2 separate regions of the Homo sapiens genome follow, and region 2 is linked to region 1. A link is an interaction called in ENCODE POLR2A ChIA-PET data of the cell type or tissue named here. Cell type or tissue: OCI-LY7. All regions are shown on one strand. Each heading gives the region's core, and the rest is flanking DNA. Links, peaks and the distances in the headings are about the cores only.

Evidence for each region. ChIA-PET counts read pairs that join two places held together with the same protein. Peaks named below come from ENCODE experiments on the same cell type or tissue, not always from the same donor. Only the 100,000 strongest peaks of a DNase experiment are listed, where the experiment ranks them.
Region 2: POLR2A ChIA-PET joins it to region 1 with 5 read pairs; 4 of 35 experiments call an interaction of 5 or more read pairs at or near these places.

What each region holds. Positions count from the first base shown.
Region 1 is chr2:55,360,502-55,363,429 of GRCh38, forward strand. It overlaps CCDC88A (coiled-coil domain containing 88A), which reads right to left. Exons shown (of 33, transcript NM_001365480.1): 7 at 1,807-1,947. Among named protein-coding and RNA genes, the nearest start is that of CCDC88A, 58 kb to the right of the region's middle. In OCI-LY7, for the core only: no CTCF peak of the experiment used is centred there; a DNase peak (open chromatin) is centred at 1,490; H3K4me3 peaks cover 964 bases; H3K27ac peaks cover 1,906 bases.
Region 2 is chr2:55,291,734-55,294,661 of GRCh38, forward strand. It overlaps CCDC88A (coiled-coil domain containing 88A), which reads right to left. Exons shown (of 33, transcript NM_001365480.1): 32 at 1-42. Among named protein-coding and RNA genes, the nearest start is that of MTIF2, 24 kb to the left of the region's middle. RefSeq lists a silencer at 2,800-2,928. In OCI-LY7, for the core only: no CTCF peak of the experiment used is centred there; no DNase peak of the experiment used is centred there.

The DNA of each region.
Region 1 (2,928 bases), core at 202-2,701:
TAGCAAGTTGTTTCCCAAGTATCTGAGACAGAAGAGTATGACCACTTTTTCTTCCTTATTTGAAAAAGAAATTCAACAAAAATGCTTAATTGGCAGGATAACACATTTTAAAAGGTTTTTCAAACAATCATTCTATATAGTATTTCATATTCCTTTTAGTTTACCAGAGGCATGTAATGATAAGTATTCTGTTCACCCCATATTAATCAATTCACTTAAATGGGATCAAACTTTTTTTTTGAGATGTCCAGCCTGAGATCAAACATTTTATACGCACCCATCAGTCATACAAAACCAAAGCATAGGTTGGGTGCAGTGGCTCACACCTGTATTCCCAGCACTTTGGAAGACCGAGGAGGGAAGATTACCTGAGGTCAGGAGTTAAGAGACCAGCCTGGCCAACATGGCCAAACCCTGTCTCTACTGAAAATACAAAAATTAGCCATGCGTGGTGGCGCGTGCCTGTAATCCCAGCTACTTGGGAGGCTGAGGCAGAATTGCTTGAACCTGGGAGACGGGGGTTGCAGTGAGCCGAGACCACACCACTGCACTCCAGCCTGCACAACAGAGCCAGACTCCATCTCAAAAAACTTTAAAAAGTAAAATAAAATATAATAAAATAAAACCAAAGTATAGATTTTTAGGAATAATTCCTCAGAAACTGGAGGATACCTTATTGTAATATCTTTAACAACTTGAAATACAAATAAATAAATGTTCTAGAGAACGCATAAATCAGTAAAAAGACACTAAAAAAAGATAGCATAGAGTTAAAAAATCTGATTGAAAATGAAATGATCTAAGTATCTCAGGATAAATTTGATGCATAGTAGGAATGTTTTCCAATTTATTCTTTCCTTCCTTTGGTCTCAAAGTCCTAGCTTTTTAAAAAATTTAATTGTTGCTCTAAAAATGTTTATTTTGTATATTTTCTTTTTGTTTAATGCCTGAAGAAAAATTGAAAATTCACATCAGAACTGACTAACCCCTAGAGAGACAAGAAAGTTTTATTCTGAAAAAAATCTTTAGGAATTTTCTCTATGTAGTCTTTCATTGGTCTCAAGAGTATTGATACAAATTCTCTATAAATAAGCTCAAAACTGTCTCTCACATGTAAACGAAACTGATAAAAGCTATATATTCTGCAGAATGGCAGAGTACTTTGCTCTGCTATTAAGAAAATATTACCCACCACCACACGCACTAAAGTCTAGACTCTTTAAAATTATAAACTGCTTTCAGACAGTGCAGATAGAAAACTTGGTACACTGTGACTCTTTTTAAAAAGCAAAGCTCTGTTTTAACGGACTTAAAATAATTCTCTTTTTAAAATCACACCTCATTTGAGATCTTTTTTGGGACATTTTATTCAGAACACCTGTTATTCTCCTTTTATTAAAACTTACTTTTCCAACCTCAACATGTGGCAATAAAACTACGAAATTAGCCTTAAGCAAATTCTTATGCTTCACGGCAATGATTTTTCCACTTACATCAACTATATTTTCAGTTTCACACTTTTGTATTGTTGCCAAAGCTGTGGGGATGACTTGAAAAACACACAGGAAGAAAATCAGAATAATACTAATTTAAAAGAAAAGGAGAAGAGAAAACCTAACTGCAATCTGTTTACTAGCAATTTGGGGTTCTTATACATCCTTTCAGGTTCCTGTGTTCCACACAAAAAAAGACACTCCTGTATCACCTGTCTCTAAGAAATAGTATCGTTTCTGAAAAGTTCCTAAAGCTACTATTTTCTTTTTTGGAAAGCAAACTTTCACAATATACTGAAAGAATTTTACAAACCTCTGAATGTTCATCTCTCTCATCTATAAGTCTTTTTAGATGCAATGCCATATTTTTCAAGAGTGGTTCTATGTCCTCCTGCGACATATCAGTCACTTCCATCCATTGCAGGTCAAACACATTTTCCTGATTATGAGTTACCTTTAGAAAAGTGACCAAAATAAACAACCAAAAAAGTGGCTAATACTTAAAAATCTATTTCACTATAGTACAATATTAGCCCAAGTATTATATAACCCATATAAAATATGAAAAGCCAATATGATGTTAAAAGGAGAACATTTGAAATGATAAAAACACTACAAATAAAAATTATTTTAACTAAATATAAACCTTAAATGAATTAATATTCATTTTCTAGTCAACAAAAATAAAATATTAATATTTAACTCAAGGCATTCTTAAAGGAAAGTAATGTTGATATATCCTGATGACTTCTTTAACAAAATCAACTGAATTCTGTAGATAAGACTTCTAATTTATTGTACTTGAATTCAAGAGCAAAAGGTTTTTAATCTTGTAGGATATATGTTATTGCATTGTTGTTACTGAATATCTAGGTCTTTATAGATTCTGAAGATGACACTGTCACAGAAGCTTAGGAGAAAGGATTACCAATATAAAGATCTTGAAAAGAATGGAAAAGTTATATAAGTGCCTTCCATTTCTCAGTGTAATTCTAATAACTTGCTTTAACTTTCATAACAAACAGCAAAAATAATTACACTTCCAAGGATGGTGGCAAATTCAGTAACTTGCAATACTTAGCATTTATTCAGAATAAAACAAATCCATATAACTAGCATAAAGCAAGTATGTCTCTATAATGGGAGACTACCTATAAAACTACATCTTGTAAAGTACTAATATGCTTATTGTTGATAATAATGTTACTGATAAGAAATCTGGGCTTTACAAATGCTAAATAAGAGAAAAGATGTCCTATGGAACACAAAAGTCTTTTGAACAAAGAATATTTTAAATACTACCAATTTTCACTATAAAAAATTTTCTTTTCCCTTTTCTAATCAACATGTAAAATTTAACATACTAATTCTAAAGTGTCTTTATAAGATTAAAAGCCCAAGAATAGACAGACATAGAAACAGCAGCTTTTAAAAT
Region 2 (2,928 bases), core at 122-2,621, 69 kb before region 1:
ACCTGCTTTTTGAATTTCTGCTTTCTTGTACTTTGTCCACATCTGCAGGAGAAAAGCATTTCATGTTATTTAGTCAAAGATGAAACAAAATACAATTCAGAAGATAAGAAATACACTCTCACTGAGTAGGGCAAGGAGAAGGAATCTGTAACTGTCTGGGAAAATTATTAATCTCATAGGCATCTCAATACTTAAAGATCGATTTTTATATTTTAAAGCTATAAGTAATATTCCTAGGAAAGCTATAATTTTTAAAAAAACTATAACAATTACATTTCCCCCCCTCTTAGTGCCAGATAGCCTTACTATGTTTATTTACTAAATGGTCACCTACAGTCTTAAACATAATCTTGCATGTAGTAGCAAAACCATCTGGAATGAAGTATTTGTATTATTTACTAAGAAAACCAGGGCTTGATGCATATTTTATAGGCAAATAATGTTCCTCCTTACATTGGTTAAAGCTAAAATTGCTTTGGTCAAAGGGGATGCAGTGCATAAGAATATGTTTATAATTTCTAGAAAGCTAGGCCAGGAATACTGAAAGCTATCCAGCTTCATCATTTATAAAATTAGGGTACTGAATCTTCGAATAGTTTTACAAATAATCCTTTTGAAAACTGGAGGTGTCTTAGAGGAAATAAGTGCAATTGCTCAATTGAGTCAGAGTTGTTTCACTTTTACTTTAAATGAAATTCATTTTTTAAAATTTGGGGCATCTATGTAAGATTTCACTTACAGAAAGTATTGTTTTTTTTCTTAAATGTTTGGGACACATCGGTTCCATATGATTTCTAAGGTATTTTCACCACTAAAAATTTGATTCCAAATGCTATGAAAAAACGTTGATAAGAACTAGTGTTGTGGCCAGTCGCAGTGGCTCACGCCTGTAATCCCAGCACTTTGGGAAGCTGGTCAGGAGTTGGAGACTAGCTTGGCCAACATGGTGAAACACCGTCTCTACTAAAAATACAAAAATTTGCTGGGCGTGGTGGCATGCTCCTGTAATCCCAGCTGCTTGGGAGGCTGAGGCAGGAGAATTGCCTGAATCCAGGAGGCAGAGGTTTCAGTGAGATGATATCACGCCACTGTACTCCAGCCTAGGCTACAGAGTGAGATTCCATCTCAAACAAACAAACAAAAAGAACTAGTGGTGTTTTGGGGGGAATTTTATGACTCCACAGCAGGTGATGATTTCTGAAGTCCAGACTGTATTTTCCAACAGTCCTCAGGACACATGGACATGATACATATTTCTCTTATATGCACAGTGTATTTTTTTTTTTTTTGGAAACATGCTGCATATAAACATATAGCTTTTTGGGTAGGAAATAGTTCTTTTCTGTAAGTCTAATTTTGTAAAATAATCACATAATTTTAATATAATAGCATGTGATTTTTCAATGAATTTTGAATGAATAAATACAATATTTTGAAGTGTTATGGTCAGAATTATGATATCTAAAAAGTTGAAATAGCTGTGAAATAATCTTTGACTCAGTGTGGAAAAGAAATAACACTAATTATAACATTTGTGTCATATACTGCCCCCATTTAATCTCAGCTATGTTTACTATTAAGTTTTGTTACTGGCCTATGAAAAAACAAAAGGGAAAATATTAGCACCAAATATATTTGAAATGTCAGGACTGACTGGGAAGTAACTGACAATAAAATAGAAGGATGCAAAAAGTATATTAGGTGGTACTAAAATATGACAATCCTCTGATTGTGTTCATTTGATTACCTGTACCAGAACCATTTTTTTTTTTTTTTGTAATAGCTATCGGAAAAAAAGTGTGATTACAAAGGAGACAAATTTCATTAGGAAATATTCTCTACAGATTTTTTCTTTGGTCCAGTTAATAACCACTTAATACAACAACAACAACAACAAGTATAACATAATTTCATCCCCACATGGTCACATTTGAAGGCATTCCTTCCAGGTGCCAGGCTGAGTCCTTATCAGCTATAGGCTAAATCCAAATGGCAAAAAACATTCCAGAGAGAATGCCAATGTGTATTTCTCTGGAAGTAAATGGATCAGGGTTATGGGTTTTTTTGTTTTTAGCAATCTGGGAGTTAGAGATTCAAATTTAGCTAATTTGCTTTAAAAGTGCTGTGAACACAAAAATAAAAGTTCTTTGCACTGGAGTCAAAGTTAACAAATATTTTCTTACTTTTTTTTTTTTTTTTAAGCTAAAGAGTGTATTTATTCTTAGTTCTAAAATTTGTTCTACTAGAAACATACTTGTTTAAATGGTTACAAGTTCTAATTTTACATTTTAGTGTGATTATTCATTTAAAAAAAATTCTGTTTTAAGGATATACATGTATAATTTAATAATAGATTAATTATAGAAGTAACAATTTTTACCACTTTGTAAACTTGCTACCCTTTTTGATTAGAAGTAAAAATACAAATTTCCAACACAATGAATATAATTTGGTTTATTTCTCTTTGACTCTCTATAAAAAAAGAACTGGAAAAACTATTGTATTAACTGATTTCAAGTATAGAAGCCATCTTGAAGAAAAGACAGTTACTTGAGCTCTTGTATTTATCAGATGATGAAAAGTGCAGAGAAGAAACAATAAATACAAATGTTCCTAGTCACTGTGTAAATCACATTTAAATTTGATGGGGTTTTCTAAGAATAACACTAAGTTTATAAGTATTAACAATCTTTTAAATCTGAAAAATGTTTTATAAATATGGGTATTAGTTAATATTTGTTATATAAAGTGTTGAATTATTAACTATTTCTTTAAAACAGGACAGATGGCCTAATTAAATGACAAAAGAAAACAACATCTTTTTACATTTTCCCTACTGATACTGTACATATGTAATATAAAGTACACATTCTGGAAGAAAAAAAGGAGTGACAGTCAGAGCAAGTGAGGGGTGGGAAGAGGAGGAAG